2 separate regions of the Homo sapiens genome follow, and region 2 is linked to region 1. A link is a loop called in an ENCODE intact Hi-C map of the cell type or tissue named here. Cell type or tissue: heart right ventricle. All regions are shown on one strand. Each heading gives the region's core, and the rest is flanking DNA. Links, peaks and the distances in the headings are about the cores only.

The links. A loop is a pair of places that touch in the nucleus more often than their neighbours do. Peaks named below come from ENCODE experiments on the same cell type or tissue, not always from the same donor. Only the 100,000 strongest peaks of a DNase experiment are listed, where the experiment ranks them.
Region 2: a loop joins it to region 1, with 2.9 times the contacts of the local background. A loop is called at or near these places in 12 of 110 quality-filtered maps.

The regions. Positions count from the first base shown.
Region 1 is chr15:75,119,007-75,130,907 of GRCh38, forward strand. It overlaps LOC124900369. Among named protein-coding and RNA genes, the nearest start is that of C15orf39, 77 kb to the right of the region's middle. RefSeq lists enhancers at 1,515-2,015, 11,730-11,901. In heart right ventricle, for the core only: no CTCF peak of the experiment used is centred there; a DNase peak (open chromatin) is centred at 6,495; H3K27ac peaks cover 1,543 bases.
Region 2 is chr15:75,173,408-75,185,308 of GRCh38, forward strand. No RefSeq gene overlaps it. Among named protein-coding and RNA genes, the nearest start is that of C15orf39, 23 kb to the right of the region's middle. RefSeq lists enhancers at 4,010-4,569, 4,126-4,225. In heart right ventricle, for the core only: CTCF peaks have their summits at 5,225 and 5,430; a DNase peak (open chromatin) is centred at 7,227; H3K4me3 peaks cover 1,398 bases; H3K27ac peaks cover 3,530 bases.

The DNA of each region.
Region 1 (11,901 bases), core at 2,032-10,031:
TGCTGATTTTGGCAATTTGTGTATTCTCTCTTTTTTTCTTGGTCTCTATTAAAGCTTGTCAATTTTGTTGATCATTAAAAAAAGAAAAACGACTTTTGGGCTGGGGGCGGTGGCTCACACATGTAATCCCAGCACTTAGGAAAGCTGAGACAGGCGGATCACAAGGTCAAGAGATTGAGACCATTCTGGCCAACATGGTGAAACCCCGTCTCTACTAAAAATACAAAAATTAGCTGGGCATGATGGCACATGTCTATAGTCCATCCCAGCTACTCGGGAGGCTGAGGCAGGAGAATCACTTGAACCTGGGAGAGGGAGGTTTCAGTGAGCCGAGACTGCGCCACTGCACTCCAGCCTGGCGACAGAGTGAGACCCCCCATCACTAGAAAAATAAAATACCCTCCAAAGAATTATCTACATACATGTCTTCTGCAACTAAAGACATTTTTACTCATTATTTTCCTACCTACATGCCTTTGTTTTCTTTTCCTTCCCTGATTTCACCGGCTTGAAATTCCAGGGTAATGTTGAGTAAGAGTGGGGAGAGAGAATGTCCTTGCCTTTTTCCTTATCTTAGGAGAAAAACATTCAGTCTGCACCATTAAGTATTAAGTTAGCAGTAGTTTTTTGGTAAATAGTCTATTGTGAAGTCCCCTTTTTTATTGCTGATTTTGGCAATTTGTGTATTCTCTCTTTTTTTCTTGGTCTCTATTAAAGCTTGTCAATTTTGTTGATCATTAAAAAAAGAAAAACGACTTTTGGGCTGGGGGCGGTGGCTCACACATGTAATCCCAGCACTTAGGAAAGCTGAGACAGGCGGATCACAAGGTCAAGAGATTGAGACCATTCTGGCCAACATGGTGAAACCCCGTCTCTACTAAAAATACAAAAATTAGCTGGGCATGGTGGCACATGCCTGTAGTCCCAGCTACTCGGGAAGCTGAGGCAGGAGAATCACTTGAACCTGGGAGAGGGAGGTTTCAGTGAGCCGAGATTGCGCCACTGCACTCCAGCCTGGCGACAGAGTGAGACTTCATCTCAAAAACAAACAAAACAAAAAGCAAACAAAAAAAAAGGCCGGGCGCGGTGGCTCACGCCTGTAATCCTAGCACTTTAGGAGGCTGAGGCGGGTGGATCACGAGGTCAGGAGATCGAGACCATCCTGGCTAACATGGTGAAACCCCGTCTCTACTAAAAATACAGAAAAAATTATCTGGGCGTGGTGGCGGGCGCCTGTAGTCCCAGCTACTCCGGAGGCTGAGGCAGTAGAATGGCGTGAACCCGGGAGGTGGAGCTTGCAGTGAGCCGAGATGGCGCCACTGCACTCCAGCCTGGGCGACAGAGCGAGACTCCGTCTCAAAAGACAACACAAAAAAACACCAACTCTCTTTTTTTTTTTTTTTTTTTTTTGAGACAGAGTCTGACTCTGTCGCCCAGGCTGGAGTGCAGTGATGCAATCTCGGCTCACTGCAAGCTCCGCCTCCCGGGTTCACGCCATTCTCCTGCCTCAGCCTCCCGAGTAGCTGGGACTACAGGCGCCTGCCACTATGCCCGGCTAATTTTTGTATTTTTAGTAGAGACGGGGTTTCACCGTGTTAGCCAGGATGGTCTCGATCTCCTGACCTTGTGATCCGCCCGCCTCGGCCTCCCAAAGTGCTGGGATTACAGGCTTGAGCCACCGCGCCCGGCCTATTGTTTTTTTCTATTTCATTGATTTCTGCTCTTATCTTTATTATTTTCTTCTTCTTACTTTGGGTTTGATTTCCTTTTCTTTTTTGAACTACTTGAGGTGGAAGCTTAGATTATTGATATTTGATTCGTCTCCCATTGCAGCATAAGCATTTAAATTATGTAAATTATAAATTTACTTATAAGGCTGGGCACAGTCGCTCACATCTGTAATCCCAGCACTTTGGGAGGCTGAGGCAGGCAAATCACTTGAGGTCAGGAGTTCAAGATTAGCGTGGTCAACATGGTGAAACCCTGCCGCTGCTAAAAATACAAAAATTACCCAGGAATGATGGTGTGCACCTGTAATCCCAGCTACTCGAGGATGAGGCAGGAGAATCGCTTGAACCCTGGAAGCAGAGGTTGCAGTGAGCTGAGATCACGCCACTGCACTCCAGCCTGGACAACAGAGCAGATCACTTGGCTGGTCTTGAACTCCTGGCCTCAAGTGATCTGCCCACCTTGGTCTCCCAAAGTGCTGGGATTACAGGTGTGAGCCACCACACCTGGCACCCTGATGGGATTTTGACTGGTATTGCATTAACTCTGTTGGTTGCATTGGGAAGAGTTTGTCACTTAACCATGTTGATTTTTCTACTTTATAAACATTTATGTAGATATTTTTTAGTTTCTCTCATCGGTTTTGTTTTGTTTTCTGCATACTGCTCTTGCACATGTTTCGTTAGATTTTTACAAAGTAGGAATCTGTTTCTTATGCAGTTCTAAATGGTACTTTTCAAAATTTCCAATTTATTTATTGCTAATCTATAGGAATACAATTGATTTTTTTTTTCCTTCTACAAATGTCTGAGGTAGGAAAACAAGGCTGCCCAGCTTGTGGCAGCCCTGATAATCCTCAAAGGCTGATCTTGGCCTCCAGCCCTGACTGAGGAGAAAAGGGGCCACCCATAGCCCCACTGGCACAATTGGTTTTTCTATGCTGACCTCATATCCCATAACTTTGCTTAAGTCATTCATTGTAGGAGCTTTTTGTAGATTCTTTGTGATTTTCTATAAAGGCAATTATGTATTTTGCTAACAGAAACAGGTTTGTTTCTTCTTTGCCAGTCTGTAGGCCTTTTATTTGTTTTTCTTGACTTCTTGCACTGGTTAGGGCCTCTAGTAAAATATTGAATGGGTGTGTTAAGAGGAGGTATCCTTGCTTCTTCCTGAACTTAGAGTGAAAGAATTCAGTTTCTTACCATAAAATATGACAGTAGATGTAGGGTTTTTGTGAATGTCCATCATTGAGTTGAGGAATTCCCATTAGTTCTTAGTTTGCTGAGAGGTTTTCATCAGGAATAAATGTTGGATTTCTTCCATGTCTTTTAACTTCTCTTTCATATTTCACCATTTTTTCATTCTTTGCTGAATTTTTAGTAATTTCTTAAACTGTTTATTTTATTTTATTTTTGAGACAGTCTCACTCTGTTGTCCAGACTGGAGTGTGGTGGCGTGACATTGGCTCACTGCAACCTCCGCCTCCCAAGTTCAAGTGATTCTCAAGCCTCAGCCTCCCGAATAGCTGGGATTACAGGTGCCGGCTACTATGCCCGGCTAATTTTTGTATTTTTGGTAGAGACAGGGTTTTGCCATGTTGGCCGGGCTGGTCTCAAACTTCTGACCTCAAGTGATCTACCTGTCTCAGCCTCCCAAAGAGCTGGGATTACAAGTGTGAGCCACCACACCCAACCTCTTTTGAGGTTTTAAATCTTAATAATTATAGTTTCATTCCTGAGAGTTTTATTTGGTTCATCTTCAAATATGCCTAATTAATTTAATTAGTTTATTTGCCATATTTTCAGTATCGCTTTACAATTCTTTTTTTTTTTTTTTTTCAGACAAGGTCTTGCTCTGTTGCCCAGGCTGGGGTGCAGTGGCACCATCTCGGCTCATTGCAGCCTCCACCTCCCGAGTTCAAGCAATTCTCCTGCCTCAGCCTCCTGAGTAGCTGGAATCACAGGCACGCACCACCATACTCGGCTAAGTTTTGTATTTTTAGTAGAGACAGGGTTTTGCCATGTTGGCCAGGCTGGTCTCTAACTCTTGACCTCAAGTGACCCACCCATTTGGCTTTCCAAAGTGCTGGGATTACAGCTGTGAGTCACCGCACCTGGCCCGTTTTACACTTCTTTAAACATATTAAAAATTTTTTTTCAGCTGGGCATGGTGGTTCATGCCTGCAATCCCAGCACTTTGGGAGGCTGAGGTGGGCAGATCACCTGAGGTCAGGAGTTCGAGACCAGCCTAACCAACACGGAGAAACCCCATCTCTACTAAAAATACAAAATTAGGTGTGGTGGCTCATGCCTGTAATCCCAGCTACTTCGGAGGCTGAGGCAGGAGAATTGCTTGAACCCGGGAGGTGGAGGTTGCAGTGAGCCGAGATTGCATCATTGCACTCCAGCCTGGGCAATAAGAGCAAAACTCCATCTCTCTCTCTATATATATAATAAATATATATATAATAATATATATTATATGTCATATATAGTTATATATTATAATTATATAATCTATAAATATATAAAAATATATAATATATAATATATATTTATAATATATAATATATATTTTTCCGTGTGTGTGTGTATATATATGTGTATATATATGTATTTTTTTTTTTTTTTAGAGAGAGAGAGATGGGGTCTCACTCTATTGCCCAGCCTGGTCTTGAACTCCTGGCTCAAACAATCCTCTAGCCCAGGCCTCCCAGAGTGCTGGGATTACAGCCGAGCGCCCGGCCTGAAACACTTATTTTCTATCCTGCATCTCATCATTCTATTTTATGTAGTATTTGTGGGTCTCATCTTGTTATTCGTTGTTTCTGCTGACTCATGCCCTTGTGGTTTGTTTCTTTTTGAGTTTATTGATGTTTAATTATGAACTTATGTTCCTTGAAATTCTTTGTGGGAAGTCTTTGAATCTGTGTTTAAAATATATTCTTCCAGAAAGGATTTTTGTTTGCTTTTGCCAGGCGCCTAGGGGTACTTCCAACTCAGATCCACTTAAAAATTGTTTTTGGCTTAGTGTTTTTCCAATCACATAGGGAATATGATGTTGGGCTTTTCTCTGTGTGAATATCAGCTTGTTATGCATTTTACTGGATTTCTTTTTAGCCTGTGTTACCTCTCCAGCACAGCTAAGTGGGTACGGCAAAGTCTTCTGTGGCTGAGTTGTTTTCTCCCCATTTCTCCCTTAGGGCACTGGCTTTTGAGAAGTCCCAAATTTGGGGGAGAAAGGAAATCTTTGATAACCTACTTCCCAGGACCAGACCTCAGGTCTTTTCTTCTCTTTCCTCATTTTGTTTCCCCTAAAAGCAAAGCCTCAGACAAAGGTTTTTGTGTAATTAACTTTGGAAGTAATCCCAGGGAGTAGGAGTGAGGGCTGGAGAGAGAAAGAAAGAGGGAAGCCCGGGACAAGGTCGCATTATTTAAGGGGACCTCTGATAGGTGCTTGATTCCATAGGATCTTCCAAGGAGTCTTATGAAATGGGAGATACAAAAAAGACACAATGAGTATTTGCTTGTGTCAATCATTGGTCAAGAGTGGCCTCACAGACATGAACTCCCCTGAACTTGGGGTCTGCGCATGCATAATGGTTCAGGGGATTCCCGAGAGCATCTGCCCTGTGGGGTCAGTGAGACTCAGACAGGAAGGGAGGGGTGGGCCCCATGTGCCCAAGGTGAGGCAGCACCTGCATGAGGCCCACAGAACACTCATCACCTCAGCAGTGGCCAGAATCAGAACTGGGGCCAAGCAGACTGAAGTGGTGCCCAGGAGGTGCCTGGCACACTGGCCATTTACATCCCAGGGTCTCAGAAAGCACAGGCCCCGGTGCAGGCTCACCCTGATGGGGTCATGCTCTTGTTATTCTGGCTTCTGACTGATTCCCTGTTTAACACCCTTTTATCTGTGCTTTCACACACACATTTTTGGTATTTCATTCAGCATTTTTAGGAAGGGATTTCTCTATTCAGCTAGTCTGCATATTTCCAGATAGAGAAATAAATGGTCATTGTTTTCAAATGTTTACATATACTTTATTTTTAAATTTTTATTATTTGAGATGGAGCCTTGCTCTGTCGCCCAGGCTGGAGTGCAGTGGCACGATCTTGGCTCACTGCAACCTCCTGCTACTGGGTTCAAGTGATTCTCCTGCCTCAGCCTCCTGAGTAGCTGGGACTACAGGCGCGTGCTACCACGCCCGGCTAATTTTTGTATTTTTAGTAGAGATAAGGTTTTGCTATGTTGGCCAGGCTGGTCTCAAACTCCTGACCTCAAGTGATCCTCCCACTTCGGCTTCCTAAAGTGCCGGAATTACAGGCGTGAGCTACTGCGCCCGGCCTCAAAATGTTTATATATACTTCAATATTCTTTTTGTTATTATTTGCTAAGTATTGAAACCAAGCATTCCTTTCTGGAGCTCCCATAACTCACTTTGTGCCCTGTTTTGAAAAACAGGCCAGTCAATAATGACAGCAGCAACGCAGCAGCTCCCAGCTTTTCAACACCTACTGTGTGGCTGACACCTGCTGTGGCTTTATAGGCATTATGTCAGTGAATTCTCAAAACTACCCTAAAATAGTCACTCTGGTTCCCTTTTTTCATATATTTTTTATTTTTAAAATTGAGACAAGGTTTTGCTGTGTTGCCCAGGCTGATTTCAAATTCCTATGCTCAAGTGATCCTCCCACTTCGGCTTCTGGTTCCCTTTTCCCAGCCACTGGTTCCCTTTTCACAGAAGAGGAAACCATGGCCTGGAAAGGGGCCAAGGCCACATAGTATTTACGTCAAGCTTGTCCAACCCACAACTCACGGGCCACATGCGGCCCAGGATGGCTTTGAATGCAGCCCAACACAAATTCATAAACTTTCTTAAAATATTATAATTTTTTTTTTTTTTTTTACAAAAAATTAGCCAGGCGTGGTGGTGCATGCCTGTAGTCCCAGCTACTTGGGAGGCTGAGGCAGGAGAATTGCTTGAACCTGGGAGGCAGAGGTTGCAGTGAACTGAGACCGTGCCACTGCACTCCAGCCTGGGCAATAGAGTGAGACTCCATCTCAAAAACTAAAATATAAAATAAAATAAAATAAAAATTTTTTTGGCAAAATTTTTTAAGCTCATCAGCTATCATTAGTGTTAGTGTATTTTATCTGTGGCCCAAGACAATTCTTCTTCTTCCAGTGTGGCCCAGGGAAGCCAAAAGATTAGACACCCCTAATAAGTTGTTGAGCCAGGATTGTGTCCAAAGCTTCCCCACTTTTACTACATCGCATGCCTTTCTATGGAAAAAAGCCTTCCCTTCTTCCCTAGTACTTCTCCCAAAACACACACTCATATAGAGTAGCACTTGAGATCCAGTGCCCCTTGGCAGCCGATTGCAGTGGGTAAGCTGAGCTCAGGGTTGCAGGCCAGCAGGGCGGCAGTCAGCACACAGAGCTTTCCTATCCCCCCAGGAAACCTGCAAGGACCCCAGTAGGCCTTAGATGGCCAGTGTTGGCAAATCCTAACTGGGAGGCAAACTGGGAGAGCCCACTGCCGTTGCAGACTGGTTACTGTCCCCGCTGGAGCCCTGTGGAAGTGGGTAGAAATCCAGGCCTAAGGAGGGTACCAAGCCAGAGCCACCTGCCCCCTAGTACCCCAGCCTGGGGGGGCCACCCAGTGAGCATTTCTGTCTCCTCGGGTGCTGTAGTCAAGGTGAAAAGCAAGTTGCAACCTGAAGGCTGGGCATTCCAGGTATAGGGCTTCTTCTGGTTAAAATGTGTGGGTACGGGGACTAGGGGAGGCTTGGAAGGGGCTGTCCCCAGAGTTTCTATGAGTGAATATATACTTTGAAACACTTAGAACCTTATTGTCAGCATGGACAGACAGGGACCTTGGGGACAGAGGGACATTAAGGCCAACATCTTGTTTTATAGATCAGTAAACTGAGGTCCAGAGACCCATGGCCTAGCGAAGGAGGTTCAAGTGCAGGCCTTCCTGACCACAGTGCACCGCCAAGGCTCCTTCTCTACACCACTGCATGTGTGCGTGTGAGTGGGCAGCTGCACACCATCGTATACGTAAACGTGTTTACGCATGGAGTACATGTGCTTTATGGTGCAGGGGTGAAGGCACAAAGGCGTGTGTATGGGGGGGCTGGGGTGTTATACTAGCAGGCTGAGCAGACTGTAACAAGGGGACACACATCTCTCTTTTGGGCCAACCCATGTTTGGAGAAGACAGGAGCTTTCTCATGCACAAGCGCCAAGAGAGGAAAGTGAACCCAGGTTTGGGCGGTCTGTGGTGACTTGTGCCATGGACCATGTGGAAGCCTGAAGATGCCTGGGGCCTTCGTAGTACCATTGCCTTTAGCCTCCCGTGGCCACCTGCAGCAACTGCCATCACCCTTACTGTGGACGGGAGTTGCACTGCTAAAGTCCCCACGGCCCTGCAGGATGGCCAGAGATGTCTGCCCTCACTCCGCTACCCTCTCAGTCTTCTTTGACCACTCTGGTCCCCCAACCTCAATGTCGACCCCACATCTGCAAGTGACATCACTGTCCATGTAGCTCTGTAAGTCTTCAAACTGGGAGTCAGCCTACCTCCTGCCATCACTGACCTTCAAGCAATCCAGATGAAAAATGCCTCTGGGCATTTTGGGGACAGGAGATATAAGGAATGAGTCATAAATATCCTGTCATATAAAATAGGATGCTATGAAACACTCCCCGGGTCATGTCAAAAGGAGACAGGAGCCAACCTGAATACACTTCCACCAGCCAAAGGCGAGATTTTTTGAGCACCAGTAAGATTAATAACTGCAATGGATTGACACCAATCAGACATGTTTAAATCCACTGATTCACACATATTTAAAAATAACTAGTTTTTCACCTTAGGGGGATGCTAGGCAGCTGGTAAATAAAGGGAAAGCATTAAATATTTGTCATGTCTTTTGCATATGATCTATCTCTCAGGATAACTAAATAATCAATGAGGGCAAGTTTCACTTTGTAGAAATATGCAGGTTAATAAAATAAGAAATAATACAGTTATAATGTCACTATTTTGCAATTCCTCATGAATTTAAGTAATGATCATCCATGGCTGCAGATGTTGCAAAATGAGACACAACCAGAAGTTAGGTGCTTCCTGATGGAAGCACATATCACCATCTAGGAGGTGGTCTTGAAAAAAATAGTTGGACGTGAATTTGTTCAAGCCTCCCTAACTAAATACAGAAGACAGAAGACATGTTAAATGGTACCACAGGGTTGCAATCAACCAAATTCAGACTGTGGGAAACTGCAAGGATAAACAACCTAGTTTCCAGCTTGGTGCGGTAGCTCACGCCTGTAATTCCAACACTTTGGGAGGCTGAGGCTGGTGGATGACTTGAGGTCAGGAGTTCGAGACCAGCCTGGCCAACCTGGTGAAACCCTGTCTCTACTAAAAATACAAAATTTAGCTGGGTGTGGTGGCACACGCCTGTAATCCCAGCTACTCGGGAGGCTGAAGCTGGAGAATCACTTGAACCCTGGAAGCTGAGGTTGCAGGGAGCCGATATCACGCCACTGCACTCCAGGCTGGGTGATAGCAAGACTCGGTCTCCAAAAAAAACCAAAAAACAAAAACAAAATTAAAAAAATCCCCCAATTTCCTTAACAAAACAGTATTACAAAACAAAAAGAGACGGAGGGGAAACTTGCAGGTTTTAAGATTTATCAACCAAGCCCTATTTATAGACTTTATTTGTATATTAATTCAAACACCTGTTAAAAAAGAAAATGAGGCCAGGAATGGAGGCTCACACTTGTAATCCCAGTGCTTTGGGAGGCTGATGCGGGTGGATCACTTGAGGCTAGGAGTTCCAGATTAACAAAGTGGGCAACAAAGTGAAACCTTGTTTCTACAAAAATTTTAAAAAATTACCAGGCATGGTAGTGCACGCCTGTAGTTCCAGCTACTCAGGAGACTGAGGCAGAAGGATTACTTGAGCCCAGGAGTTTGAGGTTGCAGTGAGCTATAGTTGAACCACTGAACTCCAGCCTGGGTGACAAAACAACATCCTGTCTCAAGAAAAAAAAAAAAAGAAAAAGAAAAAATTATAATTGAAGAAATAGAAAACACCAACTGGATTATAATTTCCATTAATGACTTATTATTGATTTTTATATGATAAAGTAGTGACTTCTTTCTTTCTTTCTTTTCTTCCTTGCCTTTCCTTTCTTTCTTTCTTTTTTTTTTTTTTTTTGAGACAGATTCTTGCTCTGTCACCCAGGCTGTAGTGCAGTGGCTCGATCTCAGCTCACTGCAAGCTCTGCCTCCCAGGTTCACGCCATTCTCCTGCCTCAGCCTCCCAAGTAGCTGGGATTACAGGCGCCCGCCACCACGCCCGGCTAATTTTTTGTATTTTTAGTAGAGAGGGGGTTTCACTGTGTTAGCCAGGATGGTCTCGATCTCCTGACCTTGTGGTCTGCCTGCCTCAGCCTCCCAAAGTGCTGGGGTTACAGGCCCAGGAACAGGATAATGATAATATCTGTTCCAAACAGTGTCTTCACTAAATAATCCCAACCAGTAAGAAATAGAATCATTTCAATCACAAGACTCAAGTCACTCCAAAAAGATGATGCTAAGAGCTGTTGATCACGTGTTCCTACAGCGATCCATACCAACATACTGATGAAGCTACAGCTAAGGTATTAGGCTACTGTGCTCCCATCTAGGAAGTGACCCCCAGGGATTCTTCACCCTGTGCTTTCACCAGCACTCTGTATATGAACTTAACCACCTCAGCACTCCCCCCTGCTTTTGCCATGTCTTCTGTGTTTGGATGTTGAGTATTGCTGGATGGAAAGCTTTGCTATCAGCAGAACAATGGTTGAGGTTGTAAAAGCCTACTAAGTGCCATTCTAAAATGGGTCGTTGTGCTGTATGAAACAACAACCACAACAACTCAGAAGCTTCAAACAATAATCCTTTATTGTCACGCTCATGACCTGTGGGTCAGCTGTACAATTCAGCTGAAATTGAATCGTACCTTGGTTGATCGAGGCTAGACTCCAAGCTGCAGGCTGAGTTCAGATCTGCTCGGCATGTCCCTCGTTCTCCTGGGACCAGCGGCTACCCAGGGATTATGGCCTGTTCCTGGAGACTCATTCCTGGACCCAGAAGGAAGGAGCAGCAGCTATATGGGGCACGTTCTTGTCATGGCAGATTACTGCAGCATGAGAAGGCATGTCCAACTGAGCAAGCACATTTCAAAACTTCTCATGTCAGGTTCACAAGTTTCCTACTGGCCAAAGCAAGTCACATGGCCAAACACAAAATCAAAAGGTGGGAAAGTATTCTCTGTCCACCATGGCAAGGATGTGGGTGGATAATTATATTACAAGGGACAAATAATTCAATCTTTCACAGTCTTTGGGGATCCAGGGCACTGCCTTTGTTCATGCCCCAGCACTTCTCATCAAGACAAAAGAACATCCTGCTAGGAGACTTTCCTGCCACTAGCAGAGCCCCTTCAAACCTAGTGGCAGCTAGAGTGATTTTTTTTTTTTTTTTAACTAGCTCTCCTCTAGTTTTGTCTGTTTGTGTGTATGGTAAAAAAATGCATAAGATAAAATTTACCATCTTTTTTTTTTGAGACAGAGTTTTGTCTTGTTGCACAGGGTGGAGTGCAATGGTGCATTCTTGGCTCACTGCAACCTACGCCTCCCAGGTTCAAGCTATTTTCCTGCCTCAGCCTCCCGAGTAGCTGGGATTACAGGCATGCGCCACCACGCCCAGCTAATTTTTGTATTTTTAGTTGAGACAGGGTTTCACCATGTTAGCCAGGCTGGTCTCAAACTTCTGACCTCAGGTGATTCACCAGCCTCAGCTCCCAAAGTGCTGGGATTATAGGCGTGAGCCACCACACCCATGCCTGGCTCCCCTTTCCTTTTTTTTGTTGTTTTTTTTTTTTGTTTTTTTTGCATAGAGTCTCACCCTGTTGTCCAGACTGGAGTACAGTGGTGTGAACTCGGCTCACTGCAACCTCTGCCTCCTGGGTTCAAGCAATTCTCCTGCGTCAGCCACCTGAGCAGCTGGGACTACAGCCGTGTACCACCACACCTGGCTAATTTTCGTATTTTTAGTAGAGACAGGGTTTCACCATGTTGGCCAGGCTAGTCTCGAACTCCTGACAT
Region 2 (11,901 bases), core at 2,424-10,423, 55 kb after region 1:
GGGTTCAAGCAATTCTCCTGCCTTAGCCTCCTGAGTAGCTGGAATTATAGGTGCATGCCATCACGCCTGGCTAATTTTTGTATTTTTAGTAGAGACAGGGTTTCACCATGTTAATCAGGCTGGTCTCGATCTCCTGACCTCAGCTGATTCACCCGCCTCGGCCTCCCAAAGTGCTGGGATTACAAGCATGTGCCACCATGCCCAGCCAACCTGCCCACCCATTCTTATCTCACTTGGATAACACATATAGTAAGGCCCCCTTCAGTGCAGCCCACAGACAGAGCCCTGCACTTGGAAGGGCCCAACCAAGCTTGGTTGAATGCACTAGGACCAAGCAGTACTTTGAAATTCTTCGTAATTTAACTTTGAATTTGTCTTTTTTTTTTTTTTTTTTTTGAGACAGAGTCTTGCTCTGTCACCCAGGCTGGAGTGCAGTGGCGCAATCTTGGCTCACTGCAACCTCTGCCTCCTGGGTTCAAATGATTATCCTGCCTCAGCCTCTGAGTAGCTGGAGCTGGGATTACAGGCACGTGCCACCATGCCCGGCTAATTTTTGTATTTTCAGTAGAAACGGGGTTTCACCATCTTGGCCAGGCTGGTCTTGAACTCCTGACCTCAGGTGATCCACCTGTCTCGGCCTCCCAGAGTGCTGGGATTACAAGTGTAAGCCATCATGCCCAGCCAAATTTGTCTTTTGTAAGTGAAGTCCAATGGGGTCATGTAGCACGTGCTGAGGGCTTGGAATCTTGGCCTGAAGCATGGTCATGCCTCCTGCCACCTCCATGCTTCCCTGGAATGAGTTCTTGGCTATCCACTCCCTCAACCTCTGGTGCCCCAGTGCCACCCAGCCCCCTTGTCACCCCTGCCCTGCAACACTGCCACCCTTTGCTCCCTTGAGGGCCTGGGTGGGGGTGGGTGCGCCAGGGCCAAGTACATGCACCCCACAGTGTCAGAGCGGACAGGTGGTGGCCGTCCTGTCCCAGGCTGGCAGCAATATGCCATGTTCAGTGGGTGGCTTAGGGAGGGTGAGCCTCTCTCCACTCCTATCCCAGTCCCTAGTGCCTCCTGGCTACGAGGTTGGGACATAGTTGGGACTGTGGGCCTTTAGGAAGGGAAGATGCCTGCCTCTACTTCCCAATAAGTCTGTCTGGTGGCTGCTGGAACGGGGAGCCTGGTAGTTACTAGGTTCCACATGTGCCACCTCCCCGATCTGTGAAGGTCCGCTCTTGCCCTGTGCGTGTCCCGAGCTGGAGGGAGTAAGAACATTAAGTGTAAATTACCAAAAAACGCAACACCATGACAGGTTGTGAGAGGCATCATGGAAAAAAGGGAAGACATTCCCCCATGCATTTTGAACAGGGAACCTGCAATTTCATTTTGTATTGGGCCTTGCAAATTATATAGCAAATCCCACAGGCAGTGCTGTGTTGTGGCCTGCCAGCTCTCACTAGGTCACAGTTCACTTTCTGTGATGTCATGTTGGTAGCTTTGAAATGGCCACGGTGGGCCGGGCGCGGTAGCTCACGTCTATAATTCCAGCACTTTGGGAGGCTGAGGCTGGTGGATCATCTGATGTCAGGAGTTCGAGACCAGCCTGGCCAATGTGGCGAACCCGTCTCTACTAAAATACGAAAATTAGCTGGGTGTGGTGGTGGACGCTTGTAGTCCCAGCTACTCAGCAGGCTGAGGCAGGAGAATAGCTTGAACCCAGGAGGTTGAGGTTGGAGTAAGCCAAGATCTTGCCATTGCACTCCGGCCTAGGCAACAAGAGCGAAACTTGTCTCAGAAAAAAAGAAAAAAAGAAATGGCCATGGTGAGTATTAACAGCACGGAAATAGGGCAAACACTGCAAAACAGAACTTTTATTTTATTTTATTTTATTTTAGATGTAGTCTCACTCTATTGCCCAGGCTGGAGTGCGGTGGTGTGATCTCAGCTCACTGCAACCTCTGCCTCTCAGATTCAAGTGATTCTCCTGTCTCAGCCTTTTGAGTAGCTAGGACTACAGGTGCGTGCCACCTTGAACACCCAGCTAATTTTTGTATTTTTAGTAGAGATGGGGTTTCACCATATTGATCAGACTAGTCTTGAACTCCTGACCTCAGGTGATCCACCTGCCTCGGCCTCCCAGAATGCTGGGATTATAGGCATGAGCCACTGCGCCTGGCCTAGAACTTTAAAAAAATGTATGTAGAGCTGGTTTTTAACATTTACCAGCATAGCACTGTATAGAGTACCCAATAAAAGTCGGAAACTTCTTATCCTTGTTAATTTAATTGGTTAAATAGGGCAGGCCCAAACTTCTAGGAAGACAGTGCAGAGGCATGGAAGGAAGGCTAAGGAAGAAAACAGCTTAGTAAGTGCCAGGCACTGGTCCAAACCATTTCACCACCTTTTCAGGAATGAGGAAATAAGCTCAGAAAAGTAGTGGGACTCAACCAAAACCACACATCAGGCCAGCTACTGAGCTAACATTCGGACCCAATGTCCTAGCTCTTCTCACAGCAAAAGGAGAGGTGTTCTTTTTAAAACTAGAGATAGGGTCTCACTATGTTGCCCAGGTTGTTCTCAAACTCCTGGGCTTAAGCAATCCTCCTATCTTGGGCTCCCAAAGTGCTGGGATTACAGGCATGAGCCACCATGCCCAGAGAGGTTCTTTAGAGTCACATGTCTCTCTCTCTCTCTTCCTTTCCTTTCTTTCTTTTTTTTTCTTTTTTTTTCTTTCTTTCTTTTTTTTTTTTTTTGAAACGGAGTCTCACTCTGTTGCCCAGGCTGGAGTGCAATGGCACAATCTCGGCTCACTGGCAACCTCCACCTCCCAGGTTCAAGCAATTCTCCTGCCTTGCCCTCCCAAGTAGCTGGGACTATGACTATAGGCACATGCCACCACGCCTGGCTAATTTTTGTATTTTTAGTAGAGATGGGGTTTCACCACGTTGGCCAGGCTGGTCTCGAACTCCTGACCTCAGGTGATCCACCTGCCTTAGCCTCCCAAAGTGCACAGGGCCTCGCACAGGGTTCTGAACTCCAGGAATAAACTGGGGCTCAGGAGTAGGCAGGAGGGGGGCTGGCGAAGGACCTAGAAGTTCCCACCCTGGGCTCTTGATCTCTTGCAGTAACTTCACAGCCTGAGGCAGAAGCCTAGATGAATGAGAAGCAGGACAGAATGTTCCAGCAGCCACCAACTAGAGCAGAGACACAAATATTTACTAAGCCTAGGGGCCTCCCCAACATGCCGGCAGAGTTGGAGGGAACAAGTGTATGAGGCCTCTCTCTGTAAGGGCAGGGAATACATGGCAGGGAGAAGCCCCATGGAGAGGTCTCCCCTGACTCCAGCCTATCCGTCACATTGGTATATGAGTCCCTCACACCCTCAAGTATGTAAAGCCAGTCACAAAGCACCTTCTCAGCCATGGGCAGCGTGGGGAGCTGATCTCCATCTTATAAATGAGGAAACTGAGGCCCACAGAGGGAAGATAACATACCCAAAGCCAGAGGGCTGGGAAATGCTAGAGTCTGCAGTGGAAGGCTGGACTGGAAATGCTGCCCCCAATACCAGTAGTCTCCAATCCTGCATCTGCCCACCACACCCCCTCCCCAGGAACTTCTCTTGACCCTGGCTGGCCTCCTCCCTGACTGACCCCCAGACCCTCTTCTTTGGTGAGATCTTTTGCACCCTTACTTCCTGCAGCTCCCGGGCTGTTCTCTTCCCAGGTTAACCTCCCCTTTCTTCTTTTTTTTGAGACAAGGTCTCACTCTGTCACCCAGACAGGAGTGCAGTGGCACGATCATGGCTCATTACAGCCTTGACCTCCAGGGCCCAAGCAATCCTCCCATGTCAGCCTCTCAGGTAGCTGGGACCACAGGCATGTGCCACATTTTTAATTTTTGGTAGAGATGGTGGTCTCACTATATTGCCCAAACTGGTCTGAAACAATCCCCTTCCCCAGCCTCCCAAAGTGCTGGGATTACAGGTGAGTGCTATCCCACCCAGCCCATCCCCTTTCTTCCTATTTCCCACCTCAGAGAAGCCTTCTCACCTCACACCTCTCTCTCCAAATCGTGCCCCTCCTCCCTCATCTAGCTGAGGCCTGGCCTCTTATCCAGGAAGCCCTCCTGGACTGCTCCCAGTTACAGGGCTCTTGGGCTCTCAAGATTGCATGAAGTATGTTCATATTGTACTGTCTATTTAAAAAAAAAAAAGCGCATGAGAGACTAGCACACGGGTTTAGGTCCTAGTTGCAGCTGTCGCCAACTTCCTAGGGTGACCTCAGGCTCCCCTGCTCTCTCTGAGCCTCAGCTCCCTCATCTGTAGGCAGCCTGCCTGCCTCACCAGGGAATGGAGAGTCTAGATGAGAAAACCCTGGCAGTGGGCACAGGTCACAGCTGTTGGGGTTTTTGCTGGCATCAGCATTGCACCCTCTAGATCTGTTCCCATCCATTACCATCTGGCCACACACTGCCTTGTTCTTGCTCTCCCCTAGGGGTGGGAGGCCTGTGTCTGGCTGGAGAGCCCAGTTCGAGAGGGTGCTGTGTGTGCAGGGAGCCCTGCTGTTCCCCACTGGCCCCAGTGAGCCAGGCCCTGGCTTGGGGCTGGAAAGAGCCCAGGACTGGGAATCGCTGCCCTAAGTGAGGAGCCCCAACCCCTAAGCAGTTCTGCCCTTCAGCCCTTCAGGGTGTTAACTTTGCCTAGCCAAGAGCAAACTCTCTTTCTCTGTGCCAGGAGTAGTAGAGCCCCTGGGAAATGCTGTTTTTGTCCCCTGAGGCAGACTTTTGGGGAGTCCAAAAAAGGGCTCCCCACGGTGCCGGCTATCACAGAACAGGAGACAGGAGCAGGAGACAGGCCGGGAAGATGCGGCGACTGGGGGACCGGATAGGAGGGCCCTTGTCCTGAGGCTGCGTAGGCATAGCAAGCTCCGGGATTTTACTTCGTTGGAATGTTCTTTTGAGCTACTTTGGGGGCCGTGACTGAGAGAGCTCGTGGGGGACTCAGGCCCTTTCAGAGTCACCCGTGTGGCTCGGCCACTGCGCCAGGTCTTGGAACATCTAAGGCAGAAACAGGACCAACACCCGCAAGCCTCCAACAGCCCCTGGGGCTCCGTCCAGCCGTTGGGGTGGAGGGGTTGGGGGGAGGTGCAGGGGCGGGCACTGTGGGGGGTGGGGCGGGGCCGGTGGCCGCGACTCCACCCCGCGCCCCTAGTCGAGTAAACAAGCCACGGGCGGCGCCTGGGGGCCGCTCCTGCAAGCCGGGGCGCTGGGTTACATCACGGTTCCCTGGAGACTCCCGCCCCAGCGGCCGGGTCCCTGAGGCCCGCGCCCGCCCGCCGCCTGTGTCCGAGAAGCAGAGAGCTGGCAAGGGCCCGCCAGGGCGGGAAGGCTCCCACGTTTTCTCCGGAGGCCCCTGGGACTTTGTTGCAATTGGGTTCAGCCCGGGCATGGGCTGAACGTGGACGCGCGGGAACCGCGCCTCGGTTTCCCCATCTGTGAAACCTGGAGGCTGTATTAGGATTCTGTGCCTCCTATTAGGATTCAGCTGGGGGAAGGAGAGCGGCAGCCAGGGCCAGGGCCAGGGCCAGTCCCAGGCAGGCTGTGACTGGAGCCGGGCTTTCTACGTTAGGGTTTTGGTGGGTACCCGCTCAGCCACGTGCCAGAATGCACCCTCCCTCTGAGGGGACATGGAGACCACTCGCTGGGCCAAGGCACAGCAAGGACGACCTTGTATCCTAGCATTCTCCTGTCCCCACTTGCTGCTGGACACGGACCCTCTAGGTAAAATTCAACAATAGTTCCTGCCAGCCACCCTCACGGCGGGTTTGTGCCAGTGCTTTGGGAAAGATGTTGGGTTGCCCACTTAGGCGGGAGGGAGATTTCTGCTCAACATCAACAACTCAATCTACCACGGAGCCTGAGCCACTGGTCTGGAGGAAGCTGCGGGGGAGGCAGGGGTCGTGGGCACCCAGCTTGGGGACACTCAAGCAGAGTACGGGCTAGGCACGGGGAAGAAGGTGGCAGAGGGCATGCTTGCCAGCGTCTCCAGGAGCTGTCCTGCCCTGGGGTTCCATGATTTAATGATTCTGCACCTGCACCATCTGATAAGGTAGCCGCATATGACTGTTGAGCACTTGAAATGTGTGGGAACCCACTAGGAGCCCCAGAGTTGGCATAAACATTATTTTAAGCTGAAGACATTTGAGATTCAACAGACGCAGAAAAAAGCCTCCTAGGAGCTTCCTTTATCTGACAAAAAGCAGTAACTTCTGGGAAGTAAGGCTACCATAAACTCTGTCATAGGGGTAGTTTCATGGCCCCAAGAAGACAGAGCGACCACTCATACCTATATAGACAAATATTTCACAAACTTTATCACCTGTCGGTTCTCTTAAAACCCCATTTGTCTTTGCTAAAGAAACCTATTTGTTTTTCCCACAGAAGCCCTTTCTTTCCCCTCCCTTTTCCCTACTAAGTTAGGTATATAAGCCTTCAACTCTATTTAACCAGCCAGCTACGTCCTTTGTTGGTACGGTATGCAGACATAATAAACTTCTTCTCCTGTTAATCTGTCTTTTGTCAGTTTAATTCGAAAGCTGCAATCACAGAACAAGAGAGTGTAGAGGAAAAGTTTTTTCCTCTCCTGCAGGGGCTAGTACACATTGATATGGGCAGTAAGTGTAACATATACACAGGATTTAGGAGACTTAGCATGAAACAAAAGAATGTGAAATATCTTAATAATTTTGTATATGATTAAATATTGAAATGGTAACACAGGGTTCCATTAGATAAATTGGGTTCTCTTAAATATATTGCTAAAATTGATTTCATCTGTTTCTCCTTACTGTCTGCTAGAAAATTTCAGATAACATATGGCTCCTATTTTATTTCCATTGAATAGCATTGCTAAATGTCAGGTGACCTTGTGTCTTTGGGTTGGCTTTTCCCAAGCAACACCACCACATCTCTATTAACTGAATGCTCTTGTGTCGAGTCCTGAGCAGCGTGGGCAGTGGAGAGTGGAAGAGGAGGGGGCGCAGTGCCAGCCCTCGGGGAGCTGCCAAGCCCCTCTTGGCTTCCAACTTGGTCTGGCCACATCCTCCTGCAGTCCTGCTTCCCCTCCTCCACAGGACAGTCAGGCCAGCAGAAAGCTGGGCAGAGGGTTCTGGGGCTGGCCAGGGCTCTGAGAACTCAAGGAGGGAGTTCTGTGTGGGCCAAGGATTCAGAAGACAGTGTGGCCAGCAGCCAGGAACTATGACTGCACCGAGTGCTGTTCCCATGCCCAGGACCACAGATGCATCCCGGGCCTCACTGCCCAGCACCTCCCGGCTTAGTGGCCACAGAGTCCTCTTCCTGCTCTGCCAAGCACCATCTGGCTGTGGTGGAACAGGCTCCCCTGCTCTCCCATCCTCTCTGCCATCTCCCATTCCCTAGGCCTTGCTGGATTAAAACATTTTCCTGATAATCATTCAGGGATATAGGCTAAGGTCTGAGAAAGTAAGCTACCCTAAGGCCCCTGAAAAAATAAAACAAAATAACAAACTGTAGTTGGTATTTCTGATGAACAGCCCACACCTGGCAATTTAGAGGGATGGTCCCGGTTGGTGTGACCCAGGTTTAACCCCTGCAGCTGATATGAATGTGACAGCTTTACAGCCCTGTAAAGCTAACCAGACCTGTACATAGTTAAACAACCTTATCTAACATTCCTCCTTCTTCTCCTATATAAACTTGCTCATAACAGCCAACACTCACACCATGCTTATTGTGTGCTAGGCACTGCTTTGGGGATCTTACATGCTTTTTTGTGTGTGTGTGTGTGTTTTTTTTTTTTTTTTTTTTTTTGAGACGGAGTCTCGCTCTCTCCCCCAGGCTGGAGTGCAGTGGCCCGATCTCGGCTCACTGCAAGCTCCACCTCCCAGGTTCACGCCATTCTCCTGTCTCAGCCTCCCAAGTAGCTGGGACTACAGGCGCCCACCACCACGCCTGGCTAATTTTTTGTATTTTTAGTAGAGAGGGGGTTTCACCGTGTTAGCCAGGATGGTCTCCATCTCCTGACCTCGTGATCTGCCCATCTCGGCCTCCCAAAGTGCTGGGATTACAGGCATGAGCCACAGTGCCTGGCCGGGATCTTACATGTATTAATTCATTTAAGGCTGGGTGCGGTGGCTCACGTCTGTAATCCCAGCTACTCAGGAGGCTGAGGACGGAAGAATTGCTTGAGCCCAGGAGTTTGAGACTAGCCTGGGCAACATAATGAGACCCTGTCTCTACAAAACATAAAACATTTACCTGGGTGTGGTTGAGTGCATCTGTAATCCCAGCTACTTGGGAGGCTGAGGTGGGAGGATCTTTTGAAGCTGGGAGTTTAAGACCAGCCTGGGTAACACAGCAAGACACTCCCCCTACAAAAATTAAAATTAAAATTAATACATGTAATTTGGATTAAATTGGATTTCAGGCACAACAAACCCGTGAAGTGAGTGCTATTATTATCTGCTGTTCACAAGTGAGAAGCTGAGGCACGGAGAGGTTAAGTAAACTTGCTCAAGGTCACACAGCTACAAAGAGGCAAAACCAGGATTGCAACCCAGGCCATCTGGCTCAGTATCCGTGCTCCAAATCACTGCATGACATAGCTTTTCCCGCAATGCTGGAGGACTCGATTGTGTTTTGTTTTCCTAAACTTGTTCCCTTTTGTTTTCCTAAACTTGTTCCCAACTTATGATAAACCTGTGACAGGTGTTCATGATCCAAAAAGTGTCTGAGATTGGCTTTAACAAATTAAACATGAGATGGGAAAGTGACCAAATGCATGAGGAAGAAGAAAAAAATTCCAGAAGAATAAATCTTTCTACCATCCTTTGTCCATGTGTCTGTGTGGGTGGACAAGGGAATACTGTGTAAGAATGGGTGCAGCTTGTTCAAAGATAAACTGTAGTTGAAAGTTGCAGCCTGCATTGATAGTTGCCCCTAGTTTAGCAAGCTGCCTGAGTGGGCTCCGAAATGGAGACCTATCTGATTTGCAGAGGCAGGGCAGGAGGGCTAAATTGCCACAAATAAGAATAAAAGAACAGGCGTTTCAAACAGGAATGGGGGTGGGTAGAAACCCAAGAAGGCGTCAGCAAGCTGTGACCTGAGTGGGGTGTAGCAGCACAGGAAACAGCTCTGATGGGTTTTCAAACAAGGACGGCTACTGTTTAATCGTCCCCGTTGCTTGTGCTGAGCTGCGATGTCATTCTTCTCAATCTCCTGACCTTTGGTCAAAGCCTAACATCAACCCTGCTTTATGACCATCCGTGCTGAGACAGTCAGTGCTAAGGGGTGAGGGGGCATGAAGCCTGGGGAGGACCGGGCCTGGAGGCCATGGGCACTGGGCAAGTTGCTGAGTGGGGAGTTGGCCTGGAGAAACATAAGCCCCTTTGCCATCCTCAGAGTCACTAGGGGCGCCAGATTCCTGCCAGGCACAGGATGTCCAGCCAGAGTAGCATCTAGCTCCTGAAATCCAGCACATGCTCTCCTCCCAAGTCAGGTGTCCTGGCCCGGGGCTCTGTCTGCAGAGAGTGGTGCCTTTGGGCTGGCAGTGGTCCTGCATGGATCCTCTGCTGAAAGCTAAGGACCTTGGGTCCCAGGCACAGGGCAGGCCCTGGGCTACTGCTCTAGACTTCCTGAGTCAGAGAAAGCCCCGCTGGACCTCCCAAGGCCTCATCCTGGCACCTGAGTCAGCCTCCTCCCTCTTTCTGAGCCACCCTCGGCTGACCTCCCCCAGCCAGCCTGCCTCTAAAAGTGGGGCTTCATAGGGACATTGTAATGGGGGAGCAGACTCCAGGTCTAGTTCATTTATTTATCCATCCTTTCCTGTTGTTTATATTGACCTGTATGCCAGATACATAGGTTTTCTTTTTCTTTTTTTCATTGCACTCAGGCTGGAGTGCAATGCCATGATCTTGGCTCACTGCAACCTCCGCCTCCTGGGTTCCAGAGATTCTCCCGCCTCAGCCTCCTGAGTAGTTGGGATTACAGGCACCTGCCACCACACCCAGCTAATTTTTGTATTTTTAGTAGAGAGGGGGTTTCACCATGTTGGTCAGGCTGGTCTCAATCTCCTGACCTCAGGTGATCCACTCACCTTGGCCTCCCAAAGTGCTGAGATTATAGGTACGAACCACTGCACCCGACTGATACATAGGTTTTCTAATTTAGTCCTACAATACACCAAAACATAGGTTGTGTTTTTGTTTTTTTGAGACAGGGTCTTGCCGTGTTGCTTAGACTGGAGTGCAGTAGCATGATCACAGCTCACTGCAGCCTTGACCTCCCAGGCTCAAGTGATCCTCCAACCTCAGCCTCCTGAATAGCTGGGACCATAGGTGTATGCCACCGCACCCAGGTAATTTTTAAAATTTTTGTACAGATAGGGTCTCACTATATTGCCCGGGCTGGTCTCAAACTCCTGGGCTCAAGAAGTCCTCCTGTCTCCCAAAGTGCTGGAATTATAGGCATGAACCACTGCACCCGAATGGTATTTTTATTCTTTTCTTTTTTTTTTTTTTTTTTGAGACAGAGTCTTGCTCTGTCGCCCAGGTTGGAGTGCAGTGGCATGATCTCGGCTCACTGCAACCTCTACCTCCTGGGTTCACACCATTCTTTTGCCTCAGCCTCCGGAGTAGCTGGGACTACAGGCGCCCGCAACCATGCCCGGCTAATTTTTTTCTATTTTTTTCTAGTAGAGACGGGGTTTCACCATGTTAGCCAGAATGGTCTTGATCTCCTGACCTCGTGATCCACCCACCTCAGCCTCCCAAAGTGCTGGGATTACAGGCGTGAGCCACCGTGCCCAGCCGGCATTTTTATTCTTAAATTACAGATGAGGAAACTGAGGGGCCAGGGGTAGCTGGGACACAAGTCCTGTCTGAATTGTGCTGGTCTTCCAGCTTGGTGGGGTGGGATGGAGGCAGCCTGGGCTGGGGACCTGAAAGCAGAAGAGGGGATGAAGGGAACTGGGTAGGCTTGTGGACCACAGGCCCACATGGGAGCCACACCCTGGCAAGAGAGGGGATTGTGAAAGAGAAGGCAGGTGGGGTTCAGGACAAAGATGGGAAAATGGGGGCAGGGAGCAAGAGACCCTCCAGGCCTTGCAGATGCAGGAGTTGAGCAGGTAGAGGATAGATGGGGTGGAAGGGAGGTGGGTGCCCAACAGGGATGACCCTGCAGGTGAGGTCCCGGGCAGTAAGCGATGAAACTACTTTGAGTGGGGGCAGCCCACCCAATACCTCCTCCTCTGGGCTAAAGAGGAGGGAGGGGAACTAGCTGGGCGATCTGTGCATTCAGCCATCCCTAGGGGCTGTCCAGGGGCACTTGTCCCCAGAGAGGAAGGCCAGCTCTGTCTTTGGAGGATGAGAGTGAGTAAGCAGACAAGCACCGTGCTAGTTGCGTTTCATTCAAGATCTTCCCACCACACCCAGTAAGAAAGGCATGACACTAGGAGTTTGAAACCAGCCTGGGCAACAGAGCGAGACCTTGTCTCTACAAAAAATTTTTAAAAATTAGCCAGGTGTGGTGGCACATGCCTATAGTTTCTTTTTTTTTTTTTTTTTTTTTTTTTTCTGAGACGGAGTCTCGCTCTGTCGCCCAGGCTGGAATGCAGTGGCGCGATCTTGGCTCACTGCAAGGTCCGCCTCCAGGGTTCACGCCATTCTTCCACTTCAGCCTCCCAAGTAGCTGGGACCACAGGCACCCGCCACCACGGCTGGCTAATTTTTTGTATTTTTAGTAGAGACGGGGTTTCACCATGTTAGCCAGGATGGTCTCGATCTCCTGAGCTCGTGATCTGCCCACCTCGGCCTCCCAAAGTGCTGGGATTACAGGCATGAGCCACCGCGCCTGGCCAATGCCTGTAGTTTCAGTTAC